Linked DNA regions of Mus musculus: all the other regions are linked to region 1. The links are chromatin loops, found by intact Hi-C in ENCODE. Cell type or tissue: left cerebral cortex. All regions are shown on one strand.

Region 1 (4,000 bases):
GTAAAGAGTTCTTTCAACTTATGTTATGTCAGATCCACGTACAGGATTCTCTTGGCTTACGCAGCTTGTATGCAGCAACCATGTGTATGGCTTTCTCTCGGGCTCACTAGCATCTGCTTCCTTCTTTCAGGCTTGCCATCATTTTCTTGCTACCTTATCTCCACCCAAAACCAGAGGTAAGAACCAGCAGAATGCTCAATCCCTCCCAACTCAGGAGCTTCCATATGGCATACAGCTGCCAACCGCAGCACCTCTCCTTACATAATAAAAGACGGTAAGGAGGACCTTTCCTTTGGTCAGGATAGTTTTATATTCACAATGGTTCTAGATTATGAGCCTTCTCTCTAAGTCTTACTAACAAACACGATGTATTTCTAATTGAATGTCTGCTCTTACCTGAAGCAGGCGAGACTTATCTGCTCAGTCAATCATGCTCACGTGCACTCTGTATATCTGAACAAAATCTTTCCTTTCTGGTGAATCAGAGAAAATAAATTCCCGTTTACATTTTGGGGAGCAAGAACAGGGAATGCTTGGGACCTCAGGCACGCTAGGTAAGTAAGCCTCAAGCCTGTGCTGCAGAACGGACCTCCCCTTTCTAGTTAACTTTCTAATTTTCATGTCAAATTAAACAACCAAGAGTTAAACTGTTATAATGTATCGTTACATAATAAAAGTTTCCTGTAGCCATTTACAAACTCCCCAAATCCTCTGCATTGTTACTGTAGGGGAATTAAACCTCTAAATTAGAAGGTTCACTGACTACAGGCATACCTGAAAAACAATGTAGCAAGCCAGAAGACACAACCTATCATTTCTTCTCCCTTGGGTCTTAACTAAAATGCCTGCAGACTTTTCAATGCCCTTGATGCATGCAAAGTAGGGGTCAGAAGACAGGTGACTGGTTGAACTACTGGCTTATTTTCCTGAATCTGAGGGAAAATAACCAAATGCAGAAGGTTGTCTAGTGCCAGCAACCTTCAAAGCAGACTGTGGAATGGAAGCACACACCGTATGCCTTCAGCCAGAAACACTTCCTCCAGACATTGTTCTTGCTTTCACCATACCATTTCCCACAACTGTTTCTTAGGTATCAGAAATGCTCCATGGGATATACTCCATTTAAAAAGAGACAATTTCTTCTACTTTCTCAAAAGCAAAAACCTAACCCTGGTTCTGGGAGAGCATCTGTCAAAATTTTGCTTTTCTGTATTAATTTAGGAAAGAAAGAAAGAAAGAAAGAAAGAAAGAAAGAAAGGAAGGAAGGAAGAAAGGAAGGAAATGTATACTAGTCGTTACCAATTTTATACATATTTACCAATCTTTATAAGTTGTAGGACTGTGCTTTTTATTCAGTTAAACTGAGTGACAAAGAAAGAAATGGCGCTTTCCACTAATAAATTACATATTGAAATATACATGACTGTGATGTCCCCGGGTTACTTGCAGTGGTAACTTACACGCCCCGAATTTAACTGTACCAGACAGTTCTATCTGTCCCATCGCTGGCCAAACACTGCTGCTCTGTTACTATTCATTATGTATTATACGAGGCCTAAACACAGCCCAGTATGACGATGGAAAATATTCCGATCCTCATGACAGCAGTGATGCATTCAAGATCTCTTGCAATACACCCCGGACCTGGAGCACTAAAAGACATTTTCTGATACAGCTAAAAGATGTTGGCTGCAAGCTTACTCAAGAACATTCGGCCCTGTCTCTGCTGGTATTCAGAAAACCCTGGTTAAAAAAAAAAAAAAAAAAAAAAACCACGCACTATCCAAATCTTGCAAAAGCAAACTTGCCAAGAGCCTTCTGCAACGATCAATAATAACCTTGGGTACACTGACACCTAAATTCACGGTCCTGGAGACCAATGCAGCAAAAAATCCAGAACCATAGGCTGGAGCCCCAAGAAAACTACCGCGCTTCCCTCTCCACCGCCCTCTGCCGCAGGGAGAGAAGCGGAGGCAGGAGAGTGAACGAGGCTTACCAGCTCTGAAGATGCGCCGTGACCTCTGGCTACGCGGCGAGATCAGGGCCGGGAAGGCGCTAGTGCGGCCGCGGCCCGTGCGGACTCTGTCCCTGGTGCATTCCTTGCATTCCAGCACAATCTGTCGCCAGCCTACAAGCTGGCAGCGCGCGTCGCCCGTTGGACGCACACACCTGCCTATCGCGGCGCCCGGAGCAACCGCGGCGCCTCCGCTGCCCGCGCTCGCCGGGTGTCGCACTCAGTCACTATGCCGCCAAAACCCGGTCCCGCCGCTCGCCCTCTCGTTTCCCAAGGAGTAAGAGGGGACAGGGACCCACGACCCTCCGTTGGGTGCAGCTGCTCGCTCTAACTCCTGGCAGCGCGAGGAGGCAGTGCGGCGCGGGAGGGCAGCCTGGAGCCTTAAGGCTGGGGCGCCCGCTAGGGAGGAGCGTGCGGTTTGCAGCTGCAAGCTGGGAGCCCTGGACCCTCCGGGCGGTCGTCACGGGCACCAGCGCTGCTCTGGGGGCCCGGGCGACACGCCGGGCGAGCGTGGGAGGCACGGCTGGCGGTTGCTTCGGTGGAGCGAGGGACGGACACACAGACGGCCGGTCCCGGGCACGACGGCGCGCGGGAGCCTCGGGGCTCAAGTTCGAGAAGCGGTGGCGCGGTGCGGGAGGAAAAGCGGCCGCGCCGAGCTGTGCGGGGCAAAGTTGTGCGCCGCCGGGGGGAGGGGAGAGGCGGGCGGGATGGCGGAGCACGCGGCGGGGACCGAGAGATCCGAGCCAGGGAGCCGCGGGGGGCGCCTGGCCGCCGCCAGGTCCCGGCTCGACGCGCTCTGGGCAGCTAGCACCCCAGAGCCCCGAGCCCTCCCGCCAGCCCCGCGCACTTACTTTCCAGCTCAGGCGGAGGCCGTCGTCGCTCCAGGGACCAGGGACATCCACGCCGAAGGGTCGCCGCTGCGGCACCGGAGCAAACTGGCCGAAGTGCGGCAGCCTCGCCGCTGCCCTCCCCTCCCTCCCCTCCCGCCCCCTCCCCCGAAGAGGCTCTCCCACCACCCCGGTGGCGGCGGCAGCTCGCCTCTACCCCGTGCCCATAGTGCCGCCGCCGCGGCCGGCGTCCACGCGCACTCAGCCCCGGAGCCCTCTAGACTGCTCAGAGGCCGCCGCCCCGCCGCCAGCCCGCCCGCCCGCCCGGCCAGTCCCGGCACCCGGGAACGTCAGCACGCTGCCGTCCCCAGACAGGCTCCGCGCCCGCCCCATTGGGCGGAAGGAGAGGGCCGGCCCTCCCCATTGGCCCGGCCCTCATATTGAACGAGCCAATGGGAGCTGCGGTTTCAGGTCGCCATGGAGACCGATGCTGTTAAGAGCTAGAGGGCCAGGAGAAGGTGGGGAGTGAAGATGAAGGTGTCTGTAGCCTCCGGCGCGGGAGGGGGTGGGGGGAAGGAGTATTAGGGGATTCCCGGGAGAGGGCTCTGAAATCGGGCGGGTCTTGCTTTTGAGTATTGCCAAGACTCTGCATGGTAGGGCTTGTCCCCAGCGTCAAAGGCAGAAACAACTGAGCCCCCGGACTTCTACTTTACATTGAAAGCTCAGGAGTGGGCGTTTCATTTTTCCTGCATCTGGGGAGCATGCGAGGCTATATGCATTTTGACCTTTGAGATCTGTGCAGCCCGGTGAGTTTCCACTCCATTCCTTAAATCTCTGCTTCTTCCTGACGTCACAGGGTCACTTGAATTCTTTCTCCAACCACTCCCCCTTCCCTGAGTCTACATTTCCTCTGATTTTTGGTTCTTCCAGCCTATAACCCCTCCCAACGAAAACAGGATTTCTTGCACGTGGTATTTTGGTAAGGAAACTGAGTGGGGTTGTACTAAAGGACCAGCCCGCAACAGAATGAGTTCTCTGCTTCCCAAAACAGCAAGTCTGATCTCTCCTCCGCCCCTCCCTCTTGGACTATGTGCTTTCTGTGCTGAGCTTGGCAGGTGCATGCTCTTCCCAGTTTGTCTGAGGCTGGAGAAGTGCCAGA
Region 2 (4,000 bases), 330 kb after region 1:
AGCCTCATTAGGGAGGTTGTGCCACGTCACGCCTTAGTGGAACTGGAGGGAATGGGAACTGCAGCTCCCCGCACGGAGGCAGGAGAGACAGGGAGCACACTGGTCTGCAGCCCTTGAGTCTACATGCTGGCTCCTGACACCGGAGAGAATGGCAGTTACGACCGTGACCTTCAAGGAAGGCTAGGTTTGCCCTTCGCAGATCCCACAGTAACCTGCCTATTTCTCGAGCTTTCCTTCCTTCTTCGGCCTGTGCTCCTCCTTTATTGCCAGTTCGTGAGCAAGCAGAATTTCGAGAACACCCCTCCCAAAAGCGCAGCTGAGGAAACGAAATGACCGCCAGGCTCAGCCCACCACAGCTTCCCTGCATCGCTCTGCCGCCATTTCCCATTTCCTTCCTGGGTTCCATGCTGTCTGTGACTAGGATAAGACCAGAAAGATGCCCATCCTCAGGTCCCCGCCCCACCCTTACTGTCTCCTCCTCTCTGCTCTCACCACTCCTAGCGTCTCCAAAATCCTCATCCTACAGATGGCCAGACGGACACGGCTCAAATGTCCCTCCTCTGTGAGGCTCTTCTTATGAACCTCAACAATCTAACAAGTGGCTACCTCACTTTTCTGCAACACCAGGGGACCATATGTGTACCTTCCTGCCAAGTCTGAGAACCTTGTTTGGTTCTCAGGCATGTCTTGTTTCCATGTTAAGTTATAAACTTCTAAGGAAGACTCTTGTATCCTCAGCATGCCCACGCTGCCTAGTGCAGTAGGTGTTTAGGGACACTTGATGTAGGAGAAGAGATCTAGGGAGAAGGACCGCACAGAGGTTAATTGCAGGGGGTGGGATGGTGGAGGCTAAGCTTCGCTGCTGAGGAGAGTCTTTCTGGGTTACACTTCTGCTCTGCTACTTAATGAGCGTGGGACTTCTGACAAATTACACCATTTGTCCGTGCCTCCATTTCTGTACCTGTAGAAGACAAAATTATATATACAAAATTATACCCTCGGCGTATGATTGTTGTGAAGTGTTAAAAGAAGCAATTGTAAAGCACTTAGTACAAGACCTTTGTCTCCTGAGCACTCAGCATATATGGAATCTCCAGCGTGGAAGGGCCAGCAAAGACACCGCCGTAGAGAATACTGCAGCGTATACTAAGGGCAAAGGGCATCTGCGACTAATGTGACAAAGCAAATTAAATCCAAGCTGTTGCCCAAAGCAGGCCAGCATGGCTTCCATCGTCCTAAGAACTCAGGTGCCTGTTTTTTGGAAATGGTGGATCTCCTCTCCCAAAGTCAATAGAATCACTTTGACAGGAATACAGCTGTAATCAAGGCTACTCGATTTTACGGGCAGCAGAGAGTGATGATATGTTTTATAAAATCAAGAATATGTTTTTATAGAGCGAGGTATGGTGTGGTGGGAGGGGGTGCCTCAATGGCCCATGCTGAGGTACCAGCCCAACCATGCGAAGAGTATAGTATAGAACAGAGATTGTTTGTGGGCATGGGAAAGGGAGTTGAGAAGGGAGTAGAGGAAGAGAAAGAGAAGGGACAGAGAAAGACAGAAAGAGAGGGGGGGAGGAGGAGGAGGAGGATGGGAGAGGGGAGGAAGAGGAGGAGGGGGAGGGGGAGGAGGAGGGGGAAGAGGAAGAGGAGGGGGAAGAGGAAGAGGAGGAGGGAGAGGAAGAGGGGGAGGAGGAAGAGGAGGAGGAGGAGGGAGAGGAGGAGGACAGGAATACTTCGAGGACTGGGAGAGAGAAAGAGGTTAGGGAGAGAAGAGTGTCAGAGAGTCTGAGAGAGTCAGAGAGGCCAAACAGTCCCTTTTTTAGCCAGCCTGGCTGTTGCTAGGTAACTGTTGGGTGGAGCGTAGAAGGAATGCCAACAGAGAGGGCTAGGTGAGCTCATACACGGAGCCATGTTTTAATGCACCCTGTTTTAATATCTGATGATTTGAAAGGAGATGGGGAACTATTGCCGAAAGGGAAAGTCATGTTTTTGCTGCCATCTACAGATGTCAGAGTGCAATTTGTAAAGTTTTCTAACATGTCAATAAGCCCACCTCATGGAGAGACACTATATACGAAGCATAGTTTAAGTTCTAGTCACCTAAATAATTTAAGCACGTTATTACAGTAATTTTTTTTAACCACACTTTCTGAAAGTATGTGCATTTAGTCAGGAATTCAATCTTTATAACTCCTCAAGCTGTGTTCAAACTTGTCATCAGAAGGCTGTGTCATAACTCAGGACAGTGTGATTATTGCTCAGGGCACCTCCGCTGTAGCTAGGGCAGCTAGCCAACAGGGTCAGGGTTTAAAATGGTGGTAGAGAAGTCTGAGCTCAGCTGGGTTTTAACCAGGTTTTCCTGTATCTCACTGGTTACTGGAATCACTGTAAATGGCCTCTTATTGTTTGGATTAAGAAATCAAACCAAGTAAAATCAAATGGTGGAGTGGCATCCCCTCTGAGATGGCTCCTGGTGCACTCTTGTCACAGTACTCTGTGTGTGTGTGTGTGTGTGTGTGTGTGTGTGTGTGTGTGTGTGTGTGTGAATTATGGCCCATCTACCTGTCCTGTGTCGTCTCTTTTCAAAAGGGTTAAATATAGACAAGAATTGTTGGAGAAGCGTTTGATGGAGAGAAAAAAATTGGCCCTTCAAGAAGTCCAGGAAGAAGAAGAGAGAGAAAGGCGGCTGGAAGCCCTACGAAAGCAGGTGTTTTCAATTTGGAAATTTTCATTTGTTTTTTTAAATGTTTCTAAGTGTGCTAATGATATTATTACTGAGACTTAGATCATGATATCTGCTATACAAAACGTAACTTTTCCAAACGAGGACATGGTTTTCATTCCCAGGAGCCAGTGAGGTTTATGTTGAACCCGGTCCAGTTTCTTGATATATTTAAAGACGTTTATCAGCAGCATTTAAAAAGCTCTCTCCCCAGATTAAGTGTGTCCATATCCCCTCCAGTTCATTATCCAAACAGTATCTGTTTGCATCAGTGAAACTCTTGTTTCCAGTCAAAGGACTTCCCTGTCCTCAAAAATGTGGTAGAGCAAGATAATCCACTCTCAAGTGGGAACCTTTGCTTGGAAAAATCCCACAGTCAACAAGCCCTCTTAGGCATCACTTTACAAATACCCCCTTTGTATAGCATTAACAGCCTCCCATGGCCTTGCCTAAGGAAAGGAGGCAAAGTAGATAAAAGTAGACAGTGCATGGCAAATTTTCTTAAGAAACTGAGAAATGGGATAGTCCCTCTGGTAATTTTTCTAAACTTTGACCCCCCCAGAGATTTGTTCAACTGATAACCACACAGCCTAACCAATGGGAAGTGGCTGTGTAGTCCCCTTTCTGAGTGAGTAGAGGTTGTACAAGCCCTGGCCTTGATTGTCCTTCAACACTGGAACAGCTGGCTAAGCATTCACTGCTAGAGAAAACTTGAGTCATTTACTGAACCTGCCTTGGCTCTATTTCCTCATCTGGAAAATGGGAATACTAAAGCCAGTCCCTGACCCATAGGTTTGCGGTAACTGGAGTTCAAATTTGTGAGTGCTTACTAAGTGCAAAGCCCTATTCCAATACTCTCAGGTAAAACTTGGCTTGCTTCCTCAGTATCCCTTTGAAGTGAGTATTATTAACACCCCCGTGTTGTAAAAGCAGAAACCAAGAGGTCAGTTGCCTTTTCCAGAGTCCCAGAGCTAGTAAGTGCCCAATAGGACTCCTATGAGAGCTTTCACATCCTCCTCCTCTTCGATAAAATAGGCTGTAGAGGTGAATTGGAAGCATAAGAATATAAAGTCTGTTTATTCCATATCTGAAAAAAATCCAATTATTCAGTCATTAGCAAATAATGACACACTCTGACTTTCTGGAGGCAGACTTAATGTCACAATCCCTGAAGACATTCTTGTTTCGAATGTAACTGGTTGCTACAGAATCCACGTGATTAGAACTCCTTCTACCCAATAGTCCTTGGAAAGAAGGCATCCTCCGCTCTCAGCACAG
Region 3 (4,000 bases), 140 kb before region 1:
CTGAGTCACATTCTGGGCTCAAAACACAACTGTAAAGATTTCAATGTCTTCACTAGGGTTTCTTCCCAACTTTCTGTCCTGTCGTAGGGGTTTGTGATATACTTCATTAGGAGTAATCACACGGTCTCTGCCTGTTAAAGCATGAAAACCCACGATGCAGACTTCTGTCTCATTTGTGCTGTTACATCCCTAGTGCCTCATGTGGTACCTTGTATTCAATGGGTGTTCAATAAATATTTGCTGAGCAAACATTTCGAGTAGCACTAGCAGCTTTCCATTACTGGCTATAGTGTGTGAGTATACATACGTGGTTTTAATTTATGTATTCAATAAGGCTGAGCAATGAAAAGCCGAGTGACGCTTTCAGGTGACACTAACTAGGTGAGCCGGTCTGGAGGCCCATGTGAGTTGTGAGAGAGCGCGAGCTGCGTGCGGATCCTAGTGCATCCTAAGCCTGGAAGGTGATGTCAGACTCTAGCTGCGGGAAGAGAAGCTGACATTCCTCACAGGAGTTCCTAACAACCTGTCTTCTGATCCATCATTTGACAGTACATTTCTAGGTGGTAGAATTCTGTGACAGCTCTGAATTCTCACGTCTGGAATTTTAATGTGAGATTTCAGTTGTGTGTGTCTTCTCTGGTAGAACATTATCTGAGTCACTGCCAGTCAGGTAACAGTGAAATGACCTGCTTCATTTGAAATCCTCTACTAGGAGTTTCTAGAGCTCTGCATACGTTATATAGCAATTCCTGGAGGAGTCTGTTAAGCCTTCGTTAGCACACAGAGAGTACGCTGGCCAGAAGAGTCACAGGGAACCAGAAGAGCCAGAGGAGCTGCAGGGGGCATTCACCCAGCAGAGAATACTGGGAAGATAGGCAAAGCGCTTCATACACTGCCCCCTGACACTTAATTAGTATCTTTACAAACAGAAAAGCAAATAAACAATATTACCCTAAAAGCAACATTAGCTATGTGACCTTGAAGTCTAATCACCTGACTGTTTCTTCTGGTTCTCAATTCCGTGCCCTGAGAACCAGAGTGCAGCAGAGGGGACCTGTAAACTATCTGGAGTGCTAAAATACCACACTGCCCTGCAAGGAGAGTTCAGTAGCTGGGTGTAGAGAGGAAAGGGGTTTTATGTCCCATCTCTAAGCCAATATGGCAGGTAGAGTTGTGACAACTTGATGAAGAGCTCGGTTTAGTATGCACGATATAAGTCAATCCACCTTTATACTGTGCATGATCTCCTCCATCATCTTCTTCCTGCGGAGCATCAGTGAGCATCTGTTACGACAACAGGTGCTGACATGTCCTCTGTTTCACAGCAAGAAAGGTAAGTGGCTTTCAAAAATAGTTTCGCTGTTGTTTTTGTGTTCCTTTGAACATTTATTAATTTATAAAATGTCTATAGATACACAAATGCATGCACAGGCAACCACAATGCACAGGGTAGCCAGAACACCCGTTTCCCAATCAGCTGGCAAAGAGTTCCTGACTATAGACCAGTGAGTGGTGTACTCATCAACTGTACATTACTTATCACTCGGCCTTGAAGCTGTCCTTGGCAACAGAGCTTATTTGAATGAAAGAAGGAGCTACTCCAGTTCAGAGAAGCCCGAGGCATAGAGCGCAGGGTGCACTGTCTCCTGACCAGTGCTGTGATCTAAAACGATACAGTTGGCATGCTGTGATTTTATTTGGTCAGGACAAAAAAAAAAAAGTCAAAACATTTCAGTGAGAAACTATGTGCGTGGTATTTTGAGTAGCATTCTGAAGAACATATTACTGAAAAGACATCACAGACATGTTTCTCTGACCCCAGAAATATGTCATTTTCACACACTGGTTAGCATCTAAGAAAGTGTGTATCTAAGAATAGAACCTGAACTTTCTTTAAGGCACAATGAAATCTCCATTTGAGCCTCAGAATGGGAGATTACTGGAACCATGGTCTGCCCTGCCTGTCACACTTCATCTGAGTGCTCTAAAAAAAAAAAAAAGATGCTCAATTTAAAAAAACCCAGAAGATTGTATCTATGAAAAATATTAGTGGGTTCAAGGATAATAATTCTGTAGGGCTATGAAAAACTGACACACCAGGAAGTTCTAGTTAAAGATGCAATACAAATGGGTTATTTTATCTTTTTCACAATACATACTTCCAAATGAATAACGTGTAGAATGTTTGCTTATAGAAAGTCTTCACTAAAGAATCCGAAGTCATTAAAATGGCTCTGCTTTGTTAGGCCACAAGTCATGCTGTTAGATTCTGTGAGGCGAGGGAGGTCGGTACTGTGTAAATCACCATGGAAACCGGAACCGAGAGCTCAGGGGAGGTTTTGGCATATACAGCACTGTAACGAGTTTTTCACAACCCAGGACGCTGGAACCTCGGGCGGGGTTCTCCTCGCCAGTTTCCCTGTCTTCCACGTTGCTATGGGGTTTAGGAGATGGAGTTTCTAACAGTTCATTTAGAATCAGTGGCCCATGAGCATAGGAATATGGCAACCTTTCCAATGAACCCTGAAGCTCTCACTCCCAAATCTATCGCAGATGCAGGAGTTGACTTTCCCCAAGTGCAGAAGTGTTCCGGCCTCCTATGCTCAGGAGCAAAGTTACAGGATAAATTCTGGAAGAGGACCTGGTACCAAAATGATTTCTCCTACTTAGCACTTCGTGGTACAATGTGTATCCCTCCCTATAGGAGATGACCACAAACAGAGGGAAGAAGATCATTGAAAATAATTTTGGAGTCAAAGTTTGAAATAGGGTGATGATATAAACAAACATGGAAGTGTTCTCTGGCACATGGAACAGAGGCCAACCCATATTTTAATAATATTAAAGATACAAATGAATTTACTGACACAACTAAAAGTTACGGTGTACATATAATCCCTTTCAAGGCTGAACTTTTAAGACTTGAGAAAAAGAGCTGAAGTCCATGTTTCTTGAAATTATTTCTAGCTTGGTTCTCTTGACTTTGTTTAAGTGCTAATGAATATTTATATCAGCTCTTAAATATTCATGATAGCTCTGAAATTTTGCTCATCTAGAAAATGTTACATGAAAAACCCTGGAATATAGAAAACCACTGATAAACTACCATTGATGTACTACCAAGTTCATTTTAATCTGCTCTGAAGAACACTAAGTATGCTCTGAAGTTCACTCTAAAAGCTTGCCTGTCTATGTCCCATTTTTGTGGCCAAAGCAACTTTCTGTCTGGACATTGATACAATGATACTTTGATTTCTACAGTGACACTCCACCCACCTCCAGCCCAAATTTTAGTTCTACCTAACACCAAAGAGATGCCGCATGATAGATACTTTAAACTCCTGAATTAATAACAATAATCCTAGAGCATGAAACTATTAAAACAATTTCAGGGGAAAAAATAGGGATTTTTGCTTCCATAAATAACCACGACAAAATGAGTGTTTATTAGCTATTTTTAGTGTGTGCAGAAATTAAAGCACAGGTGTCATGCCTCCTGGAAGAACGCATGCTTTGTGACTATAAACGGAAGCCAGCAAAGGCAAGAAGAAATAAAAAGCAAGAAATGAATGGAGCAGATACAAAGTTTAACAGCTAGGTATTCTAAATTGGCTTTAGGTCTTGGATTCACATTGGGAAAGGTGAATGAAAAATTAAGGAGCTATTTGTGGCAATGCAGATCTGTAATCTAAGCACTTGGGAATCTGAGGCAGGAGGATCACAAGTTTGAGGACAGGTTGGCTGTAAAAAAGCAGATAAGATTATCCCCACAAAAGTTAAAGGATTCATAACAGTGGAAAAGTTACTAACCTATGGGGAAATACAGCCAAGCACTTGAAGTCACTCTCAAATATTTTTTGCAGACATATTTTATTTCTTATAGAGAAAAATGCTATCAAATATAGAAATGAGAATATGAAGAGGCTGAAGAGATGCCTCAGTTATTATGAGGAGTGGCTGCTCTCACTGAGGTCCTGTTCTGGCTTCCAGCACCCTTAGG
Region 4 (4,000 bases), 97 kb before region 1:
AGGCAATGATCTGATAAATCTCTGCACGGACAACTCTCTCCACAAGCCCCACCTTGACTGGTCTTGTGCTGGTTTCTTGTACACATTTTACCCTGGTTTCTTTCTGGATCCCACTTTTCCCTCTCACCCCTTTGTAGAAAACATCAGTACCTTGGCTCTGATGTATATTACTCTCAGGAATATTTTATGTTATTGCTTCTTTATATTTATATTTATGTAAATAGCATACTGTACAGTTTGTTTGCAGATTGCATTCAGTGCCGTAAGATTCTGAGATATCAGTATTAGTATGGGTAGCTCTTGCTCATTAATTTTCACCGATCAATAATATCCCATTTTATGGTAATAGCACACTTATTTATGCTCTCATCATGGACTTATGAATTGTTTCTAATTGCTTAACAATTATAAGCATTCTGTAAACAAACATTCTTGATTAATTCTTGTATATATGAGCCAGACTTCTCCAGAGCAGATACAGAAGGGAATTTTTACACTTAAAGATATATACATCGTCAATTTTATTTCATAATGACTGTGAATTATCTTTCAAAGCAGCTGGCCTTCCACCTCAGCTGGCAGTAGAGGTGAGTCTCAATGCCCACACGCATGGCACTGGCTAGGTCTCCCCTCCTCTTTTGAGGGTACCTGCCTTGCCTATACTTTCGTTTGCATTCTGATATAGCTAGCTAGCATATACTTTCTAGGTTTACCAGACATTTAGGTTTTTGAATTTCCTAAGTATCAAACTCTTGGGGGAAAAAATTCTCCTTATAACTGCCACACAGGCCTGTCTTCTGTCTTCTATGGGACACAGGCATCTCGCTGCCCTGTTGTAATACTGGAGTTCTGCAGAGCTTGAGACTTAGACCAGAACTCTCCATGTTGAGTAACCCTCAAACACAGACAGTAGACAGTGACAAGCTCAGGGCTTCAGACGTCAGTCAGTCTATCATGGGGGGGGGGGGTGTTGGACACAGCAGAACACAACAGTTCATATCATGGGATCCAGAAAGCAGAGAAAAAGAGACAGGAGAAGGGTCAGGGATGGGGTACCCCCAAGGATAGGTTTTAACTCAAGCTTCCAGAACCTCCCAAAATAGCATCCATCGGGGGAACCAAGCCCTCAATGCAAGAACACGTAGGGACATCTCAGATTCAAGCCTCAGCCCCCACCTCTCTGGAGGGGAATGTTGGCTTTGTTGTTCAGGTGAGGATACCTCATTTCAGGCTTGATTCCTGAGACCCATCCTTCCTTCTTGGCTTAGCTCAGCAATTCAGAGTAAAGGCTTTATTCAGTGTGTTTGCTCCATTCAGGCGAGAAAAGGCCTCACATCCTGGGCATACACTGTGGTTACTTTTTCCCATCCCCCATGTTTTCTCTTTATTTTTCTGAGCCATTGCCATGAATAATCCTCAGTATTAAATCATCAGTGCCCCTCTTAGGTGTTAGTACATACACTGGGTTTGTCCTAAAGAAAATAGTTTCTATTTCTGAGATTTCTAGTTTTTTTTTTGTTTTTAAATATACCCACCTATTCTTGCAAGTTCATGAGCCTGAAATCTCTTTCCTCCTGGTTCCCTTCCCCCTTAGGTTTATACCTTTGCCCAAGCTCCCAGGTTTGAGTTCTCTTTTCCTTCTGAAACGGAAACACTAGGGATTCTGTGCCACTGTGTATGTATCAGTTACCGTGCCCTCCTGTGTCTCCTGAAGCATTCAGCACTAGAATCCTCCACTCCCATCTCCTCTGACATGCAGAAATAGCTGTATTCTGGTTTTCCGCTTCAAAGACTCTGGTGTTGGTCCTAAAGTCAGGGCACATTTCACCTCCTGTGGGTGTCCCTCCACCCCCCCCCATCAAATCCTCTCTGACGGCCATAGTGCTGCGTCTCCTGACCCTTCCCGACTGTGCCCTGTGGAAGGAATCTTATTCTGCTTTACAAACCTTCTTCTAAAAAGCTGTTCATCTTTTACTCAGAATATTCCCCACCTCTGGGTTACTAAGAATACTTACCAGGCTTTAACTGCAATGTAGTTCTTCCCTAAAAATACTTCTTTTTCCTACAACTCTCTCTTGTACAGACTATGCACTCCTCCACACCCGACACTGAGGTGTCTTCCAGAAGGGAGGGTGTTCTCTTGGCTCCTTATAGGCTTACTTATTAGCATAAAGTGTTCATAGTATTCCTCACCACCAGCTTGTTATATAATCATCCAGTCAGCAGACCTGCAAATGATGCTCCCTCTTACATCTCTATGCTCTACTGGTAAAGAACATACACTTGCCATCTGTGTGTCAAGGTTCAGTGTGCTTTGAGGCAAGAGCTTTTCTGGCCATCCACCCACAAGTGTCACCGACACCGCTGTGTGCTTACGTCTAGCTGTCTGCCTCTTGACCACAGAGAAGCTGTAATGGTTACTATGACGGTGGCGCTGACAGTGAAGAAGAAAGAGCAGCAGGCCCTGCTGCTCAGCGACCAATGAAATCCCTCTTTCCTGGTTTCACATTCGCGGCCAATGCCATTTTCTTCCAGGCCAGAGAGTGGCCCCCTCCTGTCCAGGGCTCCCTATTCCAGGCCCTCTGGCCTCTTGAGGATCCTGCTGCTCTCTCTTGTTGTGTTCCTTAATAGTTCTCCTCATTTAATACTGAAATTGTTCTCATCTGAAGACATAGCACCGTGGCCCCAGGGCTTCTTGGTCCGTTTCCTTCTTCTGTGACCTATGCTAGCTTTTCACTAATGATGCTTTACAATGTCTGCTTTTAACAATCCAGAACCATCTCAGGCTCTGAAGTCATTAACAGCCTGGGTCCTAATTAGACTTGTAAAATTCAAGGCAACAGGCAAGATGCCTGTTCTGATGACATGTTACATGGAGGTATCCCCATCTTTTCTATATTCAAAAGATGAATGATTTAGAGTAATTAATGCTCTATCTTTGTAGGTCTTCAGGTAGGCACAATTTTTAAATTCATGATTCTGTTCACCAGCTGGCAGAAGGCTCCTGGCTGGATCTCAAGTAATGCCCCACCAAAAAGCACTGAGAAATCCTGTAAAATATAATTTCCTTGTTTTTAACACTTTTTATGGATTCTTTGTGAATATTATTGCATCATGCACCCCAATCTCACTCATGCCCTGTCCGTTCATATCCACCCTCCACCCAGCAACCCCCTTAAAAGAAACAAAAAATAAAAATGATAAAATATTATCTCACCATGGAAACTGTATACAGTGTACCCGTTTGCCCAAACAGCTTTACTTGGAAGTGGTCATTGCAATGAGTCTAATTAATAGTTTGTAACCTATGTGGTCCATATTTACAAACAGTCCTTGGATTTTCAGTCTCAAGAACTCATCTGGTACATTTAAAACTCATCTCTTTAAAAAAAAAAAAACAGTTTGGACAAAAAAAATATATAAAACTATGTCCCGCTTTTAACTGAAGTCATAGAGAAACAGACAGAAGTGGGGCTGGACCTTAGATGCCGATAGTTCATCAACTCATAACACATCAGCTGTCAGGAATCTCACAGATGAGGCTTTGTGGACTTGCCATTGAGTGCATAGTTTTAAGAGGCGCAGGGTGGTGTGGTCCCCAGTTTCAGAGGTGCTGTTTACTGTTCCCCCATCTGCCCATTACATTTATCTGTCTTTAAACCATCCAATCGCCTCCTCTCTAAGGCCAGCTCTGCATCCTTTGAAAGCTGGTTTAACAGGATAGGGATGCTGTCAAAAATGCCTTCTCATTTTCATTTAGCTTCCCCTCTGCAAAGGTGTACATGTGCTGTATAAAAAGTGTCTGTGTGTATGCAAAAAAATAATTCTACTTAAACCTTTTATTACTTGAGGTTTTCCCAGCATGGTTAAAATTCTTTATATTTGGAGAGTCCTGTTGTTAAATAAACACTGAGAAAATGGGCTAAGAGTGAGTACTTGGTCAGTGTTACCTGACAACTGATGACGTTATCTTGCGATACAGTAGTGATTTGGTAGAACT
Region 5 (4,000 bases), 260 kb before region 1:
CACGGAGGAAGAACTAACTCGCTTTCCCAGGGCTTCCCGCCCTGTGCGGGTCTTACGACATATTGCAGGCAATCACATGTAACAGAGTCTCAGGCTGGATCAAAATAATTTTAGGTGAAAACTTCAAAATAGTCTGACGCCTACCAATTGCATTTCCAGTTTAGGTCCTTCAGCCTCCAAGGGAATCTGAGAAACATGCAACTATGTTTGCATTCTTTGGCCAGAATTATCCAGAATAATCTAAAAACACCTTTGTGGTATCAATTTACCCCTGTTTTCCCTCAGAAGTCTCTCCCAAGCCCTGTTCACACTGTTATTTTGAACTTTTTTGTTATGTTGTATAAAAATGTGAATTAAAAAAACCTGAAGTTTTAGTAATCATAAATTCAAAGAAATCCATGGACTGGACTGTCATTGTCTGGAAATGAGGAAATGTACACTTTTGATGTAAAGGACAAGGTGAAATTCCTTATTTTGCTAATGCTGCAAGTGTGTCATTGGATGGATATGTATGTATGTGTGTGTGTGTGTGTGTGTGTGTGTGTGTGTGTGTGTGTATGTATGTATGTATGTATATGAGAACACTGTCACTGTCTTCATACACACCAGAAGAGGGCATCAGTCCCATTATAAATGGCTGTGAATCCTCATGTGGTTGCTGAGAATTGAACTCAGGACCTCTGGAAGAGGGGTCAGCGCCCTTAACTACTGAGCCATCTCTCCAGCCCTGGATGCGTAATTTGACCAGGCACCAGCAGGCAAAGACTCTCCCAGTCTCTCAGCAGCCAACAACCCACTGGAGCAACCTCCTACCAGTGCATGGCTGCAACCACACCACAATGTGATCTGACCCTCTGAGCCTCCCGTGGCCTGTCCAGGCTCAAACCTCCACAGCCAGAGCCTCTCCTCACCGACACTTGTGCAGCAGTAACCCTCTGTCATCTTTCACAGCGTGTTAGGTACCTTTTCACTGCTGTGACCAATAACTAAGAATAGCGTCTTGAAGGGTAGGAGCTTTATTGGGGCTTATGATTTCAGATGGTTCAGTCCGTTGTGGTTTGGATAGGGTGGAGTGGGGTGGAGAAACTCAGTTATATCTAGGCAGGACAGGAGCAGAGAGTGAGACCAGAAGTTTCTAGTGGTATGTACCCACTAAGGTACCTGTCCCCTCCACAATCTCCCAAAATACCGCGACCAGATGGAAACCAAACATTCAAAACATGAGCCTTTGGGGGTGTTTTATATTTAGTCTATGACACACACTGATGGCCTTCTCTGACAAGCCTGGCCAGGAAGTACTGGTTGTGACCTGATTTTTCTAAACTCCAAACAATGGACTCTTCGATATTTTGAGACACTTGAGCCCGGAGATTTCTTGGCATGATGAATCTGTTTCTAGAGTCACACCCAGTCAGAGAGGATAGTCAATGAAGGGTACAGTCAAGGTTAAACTCAAGTGTTCTCCTCTCTCCCATTTTGTTTACAGAGAATGTGAAGAAGGAAGTCAGGCCTATAATGTGGAAGTCAGTTGGCCACAACTAAAATTATTTGGCTAAATCGGACATAGAAGGCTAGCAAACATGATTTTGCTTGTGTGCGATAACTGGAATAGGCAAGTTCATAGAGACAGGAAGTAGAGCAGAGGTACCCAGGGACCCGGGAGGGTGACACAGGGAATTGGTGTTCATGGGGTAGAACTTTTGTTTGAAGTTAAGTGAAAAGCCTATGAATGATGAATGATCCATGATGCTGCACAGCATTGAGAATATACTGAATTCCTTTAAACTGTGCATCAAGAGATGGTCAAATCGGAAAATTTGCATTGCATTTTCTTTACCCCCCCCCCCCAGAAAGCAGACCAAGGGACATGTAGGCATGTTAGAGGGTTTAGTGTTGGCTATCCTGAGACAGCATCACCCACTGTGGGCAGCTCCTAATGTGAGTTGTGTAGCAGAGCCATGGTCCTGGGGGAGCAGCTAATGGGCTAGGTGGAAGTGCTGCTCAGCCGTGGGGTGAACAGCTCCTGCTCTGGCCCATCTTGGGGTGTGTGTGTGTGTGTGTGTGTGTGTGTGTGTGTGTGTGTGTGTGTGTGTATGGGGGTTGGGGGAGGTGGCACGGGCACTAGGATGTCCTACTTTATCACCTTAAGTAGCTCCCTTGCTGAGAAGACATTAGAAGAGGTCTTTTGCTTTAGCAGGGCTGGAACAGACTGGAAAAGCCAGGTGTGGATGTAACCCCCCCCCCACATACACACACACACACACACATACAGGAGTGCTTAGAGGGGTGTGTGGGATCACAGCGCCACAATTCTAGAAACAGGGACAAAACCAAGCATACTCTGAAAACACCAGTTGTCTGAGTTCAGTCTTCCCCTAGGATAGATGAGTTGACCATGGAGCAAGTTTCAGACAGAGGCCTCTAGATGGTGCACAGACCGTGATAAATACCCGAGGAGGCAGGGCTTCGTCTGTAATTGGAGCCTCAAGGCTCACTCCAGATGCAGGGGTTTTATAACATGCTCTCCCTACTCCAGCCAAGCGATACCCCCACCCATGTACCCTTCTGGATAGTTTCAAAGATGGCAGCTTTGATCATCTTGAGGGCAGTGGTAGAGGAAGGAAGTCCTGTAGCCCTCTACCAGCAAAGAGGCCAAGGATACAGAAAATCTCTCAGAAAGGGTGTCATCCACCCAGGCTATAGGTTGCTATAAGTCAAAGGTGAAGGCCATTGAGCACTAGCTAAGCATCATGAGAGAAGGGACAACTCTGTTAGCTGGGAGGAAAGACTGATTTCAAGTCTTGAGGCCTGGAAACAGTGGGCTTTTCTTACTGGGGTGTTTAGCCTCAGTAAGAGCCACAAGAAAGCCAGGGGCAGGATGGAGCTGTGGCTCAGACCTGCAATCCAGGACAGCAAGGCTGGATAACTTCTCTGCCTGCCAGGGCCATGTTTACTTATGCAAACAGCTGACACATGGCTGCAGACCCAAGCAGGGACAGCCTCCACTGTGGTCTAGACAACGGTGCAGCAAGCCACTGCTATGAGAAGAGAGAAAGTGGGGCTCACTCTCAGTCTGTACCCAGGTCAACCCCATGGTTTTCCACGATACCATACCACTGCCTGAGCTCTCAACTCTCTTCCACTGTTCAGGAAGCTGGGCAAACAGAGCCAGCGGGTTGGGTTGGTCAGACACATTTACAGAGGCCCTCCAAGGACTCATGCTTGACGTAGCATGTGGTGAGGTAAAGGTTGTAGAAACTTGTGCCTCAGGCCTCAAGAAGATGAAGTTTACAGGAAGACGGTTCAGCAGTCATGCCTGCCTGACTTTTCGAGGCTATTCGAATTACAATGAAAGATAATTAAGATCAACAAGTTAACTTCTAAGTCTTATTTGTCACATATGGAGGACGTAATAGCCCCAGCGTGCAGTGGCTACCACGTGGGCGGCACAATGGTTGCTATCATTGCAGAACACTCTACTGGACAGCGCTGTGGCATTGTGGGTACTCATGGACCATGCCATGAGTCCACTTATGCAGCTGTCGATTCATAGCAAATTAATAAGAGACGAGACTCAGAAGAGCTGTGCTCCTCAGAGAGTTGTTGATGGCCCTAGAGTACAAAAGCATTGTGAGGATGTTCATAACTGAATGGTTCTCTGGGAGTGCTGGCAAGTATGGGGATAGAATTTACAGTAATATAGAAGTGCACTCTCTTAACTGTAGCCTTCAAATGTATGGGGCCTCCTTTCTGATTCATGGGATATATGGTATTCTCTCCTATCTTCTGCCTTTGGGGACCTCTCTGTCACTGAGAGTTCCTCCAAGGGTGTGGCCAAGGCAAGGCTAAGGATTTTCCCAGACCCTATTATTTCTCTCCCTTCTGAGAGGTGAGGACTTGGGACTTGCTGCCTACCTCCACAGCAGGTTCATTTCTTTCTCCACACACCCTGCTGCTTCCCAGCCATGGTCATTCCAGGACAGGATTCCACTCCGACCTT
Region 6 (4,000 bases), 190 kb before region 1:
GTAGTCACACTTGAGGACTATCATATGATATATTCTACAATCCACTCAAACTCTTTTCCCCCAAGGGACTAGACTGTTATCAGTCAGTGTGAACTTAGAGCTGAACCAGTCTGGAGAGTACTTGTAACTCAGGAGAAGCCACATGGGACCCTCACTTCTGATGTACAAGGGACTCTTGCCAGAGCAGAAGGGGGACAAGAGCAAAGGGATTGGAACCCGGGGCAGCCAGAAATGATCACCAGAGCTAAGCCCTCTCTTTAATTTGTGGTCATCGTATAACTATATTAGCTCGATTTATTTAAGACAAGCAGAGAGGGCAACAATCCTGACAGCAGCGGAGAAGGAATGGGGTGGTTTGCTGCTACGACCGAGCTGACATAAGCATAGGCTTGTTCCCAGGACACTGGCTGAGCCACCCAGAGAGGTGACTCCTTCAGGTATCACATCACACACCCAACTGGCATCTTACCAGGGTACAGGCCTTTATGTGTGGTGTCCCCTTGGCTATTGTAATACTGCATAGGTGGCTGGGTCCTATCGTATTCAGAGCGAGGCTCTCTGATTCCTAACAGTGCTGGTGAGGAAGAGGTGCTGCCAACTGAAGGGAGAGGCAAAGGAAGGAGAGGGGAAAAGAGAGAAATCAGATTGTCAGCAAATCTGGAAAGTGCTCCAGGAAAACAAAGGCTATTTATTAGCAATGCCACAGTAAAACCGGCTCTGAGAGGTGTTGAGGACAAAGAGCAGCCAGACCCCAGGACCATGAACACACCCTACATTCCTATCCCAGCAAGGGTGACACCTGGGCCCACAGCCGAGCTGTAGCAAGCAGCCAGCTCTAGAAGCCCAGGGTAGGGGGTGGCAGGCAGCAGGCAGCAGGGATCCAGGGACTTGACCCACCTTGGAACCATCTAGAGTAACTTAAGAGCCATGCAAGAGTTATTTCTATTTTGTGGTCATAGTTTAGCTGCTTATAAACTATCTGCCATCGTTTATGTACAGATGTTTGGTAGCAGGTTTTATAGTGTGTTTTAATTTCTGGCCTGGTCTAGTGTGTCTAGAAGTGCCCAGTAAATAACACTTATGCTTCTCTACGGTGATCTATTGTCAGGAGATCATGTGAACCCGGTGTCCCCGGTGACTTCTGATGCTAGCCTGGGCCACACAGCTGATAATGACTAGCCATGACTAGCCATCTACTCCTGGGTCCCCTTTTGGACAATTATTATTATTATTTTTAAAACTTTGGCCAGGAAGGTAATGTGAGGTGTTTCTTTCCCCATTAACAGTCTGGTCTGTAATAATAATAACCAGAGGCCATATCTTTACCCAATTCACTTGAAAGCAGTGGTTCTCCAGCCTTGGCCCTGTTGCTTTGCACAGCCACGCCTTCTGAGGGCCCTGGCAGGGCAGTTCTTTTCTTGTGCTGTTGGGTGGGCGGGCTGAGCATGCGTATCTGTGTGTCTGTGTCACTTCCAGCTCACTTCTGGGAAGATGGCAGGACAGAAGACAGCAGCTTCCCTTTGTGAAGACACTAAGGAGGCAGGGGACATGCTTATAAGCACATCCCTCCTCAGTGCCAAGTGACGAGGGTCGGCCCTTAGACAGCTGGGAGACAGGAGCGACACACATCTTCCCTCTAAGTGGAACACAGAGGGCTACCTAGCACCAGGGCGGGGCCACCAGCACTTCTGCTTGAGGTCCCAGTGGCAAATCCATTGCACAGTAGCTGTGTGCTGATCTGTTTGAAACGACTCTGTGCTTGCACTGAAGGCCCATGGCTGGCAGCCACCCACCTCTCCTGTTCCCCCTGACGGGCATGCTGAATATTTTCATAAAAGGATGTATGCAAAACCAAGCAGAATTCTTGATGAATAACACAGCTCGTAATTTTAAACCAAGACATATATATCTGTTATACACAGTAGGTGTAAACAAGGTTTTAAAAAAAAAAAAAAGAAAGAAAAGAAATCATCAAATAAAGCAGACAGCGGTTAACTCCTAGCACAAACACAGACATCCAATTCCGTGGCGGGAGCCCCTGGGCATGGGCATCAGTCTTTTTGTCCACATTTGTCCACATGAGCAATAGGACTGTCAGAAACTGCACCGCTGTCTACAGCAGATAATATATGTGTCAGAACGTGGGATTTAAGCCAAATCAAAGTAAGAAGCGTCATTTTTCCTGCTTCATGCAGGTAAGAATTAAGTTTACAGGACTGTTTGACTCGGCAGTCATAGCATGAAGCATTCGGCTGAGCTCTGCAAATGAGTGGGTGGAGCAGTTGCCAAGCGTCTCAGCTGAACATCCAAGGAACTTTCTAGAAGGCCACATCAGGGTGGCTGGTTGGGTGGTGTAAGGGTGTGGGGGTGCGGGTCTGCAAAGCAGCCAGGCGACTGGGAGGTGCCACTGCAAAGCTCCAATGACCTATGTTCTAGAAGCCTGTTCCTAAGAAGTTTCACCAAGAAAACTAAGGAAAAACCAACACCAAAACCAAACAAAACTCCACACAAAGCAGCAGCAGCAGCTCCTTAGGAGGAGACTTAAAACTTATGCAAAGCTGGCAGAGAGGACATTCCTAGTCAGCCAGTACATCTTCAATGACTCCCCACCTCCCAGGACTCTGCATCAGGTTACTGGTCCAACTGGTCAGATACAATGCCAGGGCCCCTTCCCCAATGTGGGGAAGCAGCATTCAGGTGGGGGCTGGCCCTGGAGGCTTTTCTTTTCTTTTTTTAATGCACTGCAGCTGATGTAAGCAGTTTTTTCTTTCCAAATGAAAGATAGTGGCTGTTTACAACAGCGTGCGACTCTGAAAGCATGCTCTCAGATAGATGGGCAGAGCTGAAGTGACATGCTTAATCTGCTCGTGTGTGTGTGTGTGTGTGTGCGCGTGTGCGTGTGTGCGCGCGTGTGTGTGTGTGTGTGTGTGCGCGTGTGCGTGTGTGTGTGCGCGTGTGTGTGTGTGTGTGCGCGTGTGCGTGTGTGTGCGCGCTCGCGTGTGTGTGCGCGCGCGCACATACAATCTTTTGTCATACAAACGCACACTGACCTGACTGAATGATGGGCGACATCTGTTGGTTGGTGGTGGACAGAGAAGGGTGTGATTTGAATCGGTCTCGCTCTAGCGTGGACACAGGTGTAATAAAATGGTTCTGATTCCACCCATCCTGTGGAGTTAAAAGAGACAGCTCAAAATGAAAACCAGCACTTAACTGCAATTAGGAACTCGGGCTATGAGGATCGCTCATCAGGCCATGAGCCGCAGCTACCCTTGGGTGTTTGTTACCTTTTTGTAAATGCTCCGGAGGTCCCGGTACTGCCATAATGTATTCAAGACCTGGGCTGCCGCCTTCACCACTTTCAGAGAGGATCTAGGGAGAGATGCGGTTTAATGAAGACACAGGTAGCATGGAGAGACTCAGGCTGCAAACCAGCAGCCAAAGGAGCAGGATGGAGGCTACCAGATTCTGTGGGCAGAACCAGAATCCTGGGAAAGGCAAGAGTGCCCTCTAACCTTTGCAGCACACAAGAAGCCCCTGAAAGCAGCCACTCACACCTCTGATTTCTCCCATCCCATCTCCTCTTCAATTCACAGCCTCTGTATGACTGTCGTATCCGATGGTCAGGCCTCAAGCTTGTTCTACCCGAGTAAGCAGGGCTTCTGACTCCAGCCTAACTCTCGTCATCTCCTTCCGTTTGGATTCCAAGTTACCACATGCTCCCGGGTTCTGGCTGCTCCTTTCTGCGTTTATTTTGGGGTCCTAATCTCCCTGATACCTGTCAACCTTCACTTCTATAAATGAGCCATTTAAATGCTGACTGACCGCCCAGGTATATTTTTCCAGTTTGAGTATTGGCCTTGTACCTCTCTCCTGTTGACCTACCACACTCATGCACGCGCGCACACACACACACACACACACACACACACACTCACTGGATGTTTAATAGTTATCCCCACGCACCCAAGTCCAGAGCAAACTCAGGACGGTCCTCCCA
Region 7 (4,000 bases), 150 kb before region 1:
TCAGAAGGAGAAGAGGGGGTGTAGGACAGTAAAGAATTTAAAGAAATAAAAGCTGATTTTTATTTTCTAATTTTGGCAAATCCATCAATGTACATTCAAAGACTCTCAGATTCCCGATCCGGTCAGATGCAGAGCCCCACACTTAAGCTCCTCGTAGCAGAACTGCTGAGAGCGGAGGGGAACAAAGGCAGCCGAGAGAGAGCAAGGATGACAGAATGAGAAGAGTACAATAATGTGTTATTTCTCACCAAAAAACAACAGATGTCTGAAGACAATGAATAACACCTTTTAAAGTACTGAAAGAAAAAAAAAATTCACACTTGTAAATCCTGAATTTTATATGTAGCAAAAAATATCCTGAAAATCAAGACAAAACCATTTAAGATAAACTGAGGCTAAAAGAACTCAAACCAAATTCTTCAGGCTGCTGGAGGTGAGACAAGATGGAGGCCTGGGTATGTGGGAAGGGTGAATATTTTAAAATATCTGCTTTTATTTCTTCCATAATGACCATTTTTCAGTAATAACACTAGATTCTGGGTGTTCAAGGGCCAGCTGGAGGAGGCCAGCATGAAGGGGCGCCACCTTCCACACGGGATGCTCTCTCCCGAGTCTGTGCAGAGAAACTATTCATATAACTGATAACCTTAATTTCCAAGCTGAGACCCTTTGGTTTTTTTGCTTTTAAGTCACAGCTGGGCCTGGAGGCATGAATCTGCAATTCTAGCATGAAGATGTGAGAGAGACCCCAGCCAGCCCGAGCTACACAGCAAAAGCCTGTCTCTAAAAGACTAAAATCCACCGCAACAATGAAAAACAAACAACACCCACCAGACCTAAAAACAAAATTCGTACAGACTCCCTTTACACGGTAAACATCAACAACTCCCAGTCACAGAGAACGAACGTGTCGGGCTAATTATGTAGTAAAGACAGTAACGTTGAGGCTAATGAAAGCACTACCATTGTTATTTTCACAGCTGAGGAATAGCAGTTGTCATAAGCCTCTGATGCTGATTTGAATACTCAGTCTTCATTCATTGGGATTCCAGGGTCAGCTACAGTAAACATACCTGTCACCGTAGAACGACCTCTGCTCATCTTACAAACAGAACTGAGCGGCAGCTGCACGCAATCAGAGCTTGCCGTAACAGTTCATGTGCTAGACTATGACATTACCATAGCACAATAGCAGAGTGTATTACCATCCACGAAACTTTTGTTTTCAGTGAATCAGTTCACCCAGAGGTCAAAGCTGAGGCCTTCAGAGCACATCTTCAACAGGAACTCAAATCACTCCTCCCTGTTCCCACAGGCAGCTGTTATTATCTTGCAGGTGTAGCTAGGGTATCAAATTACCCTGAATTATGCATGAGTACTTTGGGGGAAATTCTGTATGTGCTGGGTACCACAGAATTTTGTCATTCTGAAGATTTTGGAAAATTAAGAATTTTTCTGACAATAATATATAAGGTACTATAATAAACAATAAAAAACTCTATTATAAAATGAAAAGCCCTTATGATAGCACAAAGAGGGAAACCAGGACTACAAAGCCAGACTGTATGCCTAGGTCCGAGGCAAAGTCACGCCACAGCTTCAGTTCACCAGCAGCCTCCCAACCATCTGAAGCCCCTTGACTCGCTCGGCGGTGAGAAGCTCACTGAGTGTAGCTCAGTCATTAGAATACGTTGGTAGGCTGTTAGATTCAAATGGATGATTATAGCAACTTCCCAGTGAGACAATTGTGGGTGGAGAGTGAATGAAATCTTGCTAATAATCTATGCCTTAAAATAACACGAAAGTTGTTCAAAACTTAGTAATGATTCTGTTCTTTCAGAAACGAAGATTCTTTTAGTTTTGAAACATATTTTCTGAATGTTTGAAATGGCTTTCACTAAAAAGGAGGCCAGTTTTCAAGACTCAGTAAGTACCAAGTGGCTGTGTGGCTGTGTTACCATGTAAAGTATCAGCTAGGTGGCCAAACAAAATAAAACAAGAATACATACATACTTACTATCTGACAAATAATTTTTGTTTGTGAGATAAGAATTTCTTGTATGTTCTCTTCTTCTAAATGGTGCAAAACTTCTTCTTTTTGTTTTAAAAGGATTTATTTATTTATTATATGTAAGTACACTGTAGCTGTCTTCAGACACACCAGAAGAGGGCATCAGATCTCATTATGGATAGTTGTGAGCCATCATGTGGTTGCTGGGATTTGAACTCAGGCCCTTCAGAAGAGCAGTCAGTGCTCTTAACCGTTGAGCCATCTCTTTAGCCTGGTGCAAAGCTTCTTAAAGGATCTCATTGCTAAAAGCTCTACCTATCACTGACTAACTCAATTGGAAATGTACACTCATCTTTTAAATTTAGGATTAATATATGAACTTTCTGAGCCATATAAAGGGGTGTGTGTATGTGTGTGTGTGTGTGTGTGAGATCCTTCTCAGTCTCCTAACTCACACAGGCCTGCCCAGGTAGCTGCTGGAGTAAAATACCTACATGATGAATGCTACACACATGCCCACAGATCTGTGTGTTTTCAAAGCTGTAATTAAAGTACGGAAAGAAGCAATCAGCTTTAAAAATGAAGTCAGCCTCAGTGACCTACATGGGTGGAAGTAACAGAGATAAGGAATTACTGATCCTATCAGAGTTGACAGGTTAAGAAGACAAAAAAGGTAGAAGTAGTTAGTGTGATATGGTGTGCGCCGTGGTGTCCCTCTGGTACTTGCCTGGGGTCCTTCTGAATGCTGTCTATTGATGGGGATCTTGTGGCACCGTCATCAGCTGGCCCTGTGTGCTGCAGCCTGTTATAGCTGCACTCTTGGACTCGGTACTGAACTGGCCTGTAGGGCTCCGCATAGGTAGCTGCTGTGTTCAGGGCATAGTTATTTCTTTGGTATGTAAGGGTGCTTCGCTGGCTGGATGTCCTTTGTAGATTTCCAATACCTACTGCAAAATCAACGTTTGGGGAAAGGTTAGTATGTTCTTCACAGAGTCGCACTTTTCAAACATACAATATATATATTTTTACTTTTAAATAGGATTAAACATTTGGCAATTGCATTGGCTGTTTATTTTTGGATTTCATAAACCTAGCTTAAGAACTAAATGAGGCACCCAGAAAAGAAAGCCAATGAAGCCAGGAGTCTGCTTATGGGCTTGGCTACATTAAGATTTAGGAAATTAAAATCTCAGTAAAATTACAAGACATTAATCTCAGAAAAAAAAATGGTATCATTTCTTAATTCTAATTTAGTGATTAAAAACAAGGTTTTTGCTGAAATTTATAAATAACCCTTCAAGCTTTTAAATGTTCTGTTTCTTTCCTTCTATATCTGTGGATCTTGGTAATATTGGAAAAAAAATCTATGTCACAAGAAAGATAGATTTAAATTCTATGGCTTTTTCCAGAAATTATTAAATGATCTGATGTACAAAGCAGCTGTGTGCTGCACTGAATACTTCTCTCCTAAGAAAGGAGGCGCATCTCTCACTGCTGGTCTCAGGAGTCTTTCTGCAATCAGTCCTCTTAGAGGAATTCCCGCCAATAGTCAGAACATAGGAACCTCCCTTCACTGAGACCCTTCAGTGGGCAGAACTGTCCATCTCTAGTAAAGAAACAATACAGTCTTCTCTCCTCTAGAGACGTGCCTGGGAGGGCTGTCACTGCTGACCGGGCTTCAGTGGTCATACTGTAAGATTTAGGGTTTCCTGAATGCTAGAAGCTACCTTTGAGACCTCTCAAGCCATCTTGCAGCACCTCTGGCAATGGATACCACAAATGTACAGTTTCTGGCTTCAGATCTAGCAGAACCCGAGGTGTAAGAAAAAAGGTGAGGACTGGGTGCGAGGCTCAGCACCCTGTTTATTAAACACACTCTGACTGCACTCTCTCCTGGTGTGAGTCTCTCACAGGAAATCCCACACTGAAAAAGAGTGACGTGGAGTGGTCTTCACCTCCAGGTCTGCTAACCGACAGCAAGTCCCTCAT

What was found. Peaks named below come from ENCODE experiments on the same cell type or tissue, not always from the same donor. Only the 100,000 strongest peaks of a DNase experiment are listed, where the experiment ranks them.
Region 2: it touches region 1 in a loop (3-fold over the local background); 4 of 42 quality-filtered maps call a loop at or near these places.
Region 3: it touches region 1 in a loop (2.5-fold over the local background); 6 of 42 quality-filtered maps call a loop at or near these places.
Region 4: a loop joins it to region 1, with 2.8 times the contacts of the local background. A loop is called at or near these places in 2 of 42 quality-filtered maps.
Region 5: it touches region 1 in a loop (3-fold over the local background); 16 of 42 quality-filtered maps call a loop at or near these places.
Region 6: a loop joins it to region 1, with 3 times the contacts of the local background. A loop is called at or near these places in 2 of 42 quality-filtered maps.
Region 7: it touches region 1 in a loop (2.5-fold over the local background); 6 of 42 quality-filtered maps call a loop at or near these places.

The regions. Positions count from the first base shown.
Region 1 is chr2:59,159,994-59,163,993 of GRCm38, reverse strand. Ccdc148 (coiled-coil domain containing 148) reads left to right here and starts at 3,311. Exons shown (of 15, transcript NM_001372501.1): 1 at 3,311-3,647. Pkp4 (plakophilin 4) reads right to left here and starts at 3,144. Exons shown (of 22, transcript NM_026361.2): 1 at 2,866-3,144. In left cerebral cortex, a CTCF peak has its summit at 1,946; DNase peaks (open chromatin) are centred at 2,357, 2,908, 3,281, 3,737 and 3 more places; H3K4me3 peaks cover 4,000 bases; H3K27ac peaks cover 3,322 bases.
Region 2 is chr2:58,828,457-58,832,456 of GRCm38, reverse strand. It overlaps Ccdc148 (coiled-coil domain containing 148), which reads left to right. Exons shown (of 15, transcript NM_001372501.1): 13 at 2,590-2,707. Among named protein-coding and RNA genes, the nearest start is that of Upp2, 75 kb to the right of the region's middle. In left cerebral cortex, a CTCF peak has its summit at 2,003 (motif pointing left); a DNase peak (open chromatin) is centred at 1,936.
Region 3 is chr2:59,300,211-59,304,210 of GRCm38, reverse strand. The region is part of intron 4 of Pkp4 (plakophilin 4); the gene reads right to left. Among named protein-coding and RNA genes, the nearest start is that of 5330411J11Rik, 84 kb to the left of the region's middle. In left cerebral cortex, a CTCF peak has its summit at 2,244; a DNase peak (open chromatin) is centred at 2,335.
Region 4 is chr2:59,257,268-59,261,267 of GRCm38, reverse strand. The region is part of intron 2 of Pkp4 (plakophilin 4); the gene reads right to left. Among named protein-coding and RNA genes, the nearest start is that of Pkp4, 98 kb to the right of the region's middle. In left cerebral cortex, no CTCF peak of the experiment used is centred here; a DNase peak (open chromatin) is centred at 2,155; H3K27ac peaks cover 1,116 bases.
Region 5 is chr2:59,423,370-59,427,369 of GRCm38, reverse strand. No RefSeq gene overlaps it. Among named protein-coding and RNA genes, the nearest start is that of Gm46743, 4.9 kb to the right of the region's middle. In left cerebral cortex, a CTCF peak has its summit at 2,423 (motif pointing right); DNase peaks (open chromatin) are centred at 1,131 and 2,442.
Region 6 is chr2:59,347,092-59,351,091 of GRCm38, reverse strand. It overlaps Pkp4 (plakophilin 4), which reads right to left. Exons shown (of 22, transcript NM_026361.2): 18 at 3,288-3,372; 19 at 3,051-3,168; 20 at 470-598. Among named protein-coding and RNA genes, the nearest start is that of 5330411J11Rik, 38 kb to the left of the region's middle. In left cerebral cortex, no CTCF peak of the experiment used is centred here; DNase peaks (open chromatin) are centred at 1,472, 1,776 and 2,300.
Region 7 is chr2:59,310,652-59,314,651 of GRCm38, reverse strand. It overlaps Pkp4 (plakophilin 4), which reads right to left. Exons shown (of 22, transcript NM_026361.2): 9 at 2,739-2,958. Among named protein-coding and RNA genes, the nearest start is that of 5330411J11Rik, 74 kb to the left of the region's middle. In left cerebral cortex, a CTCF peak has its summit at 2,152 (motif pointing right); no DNase peak of the experiment used is centred here.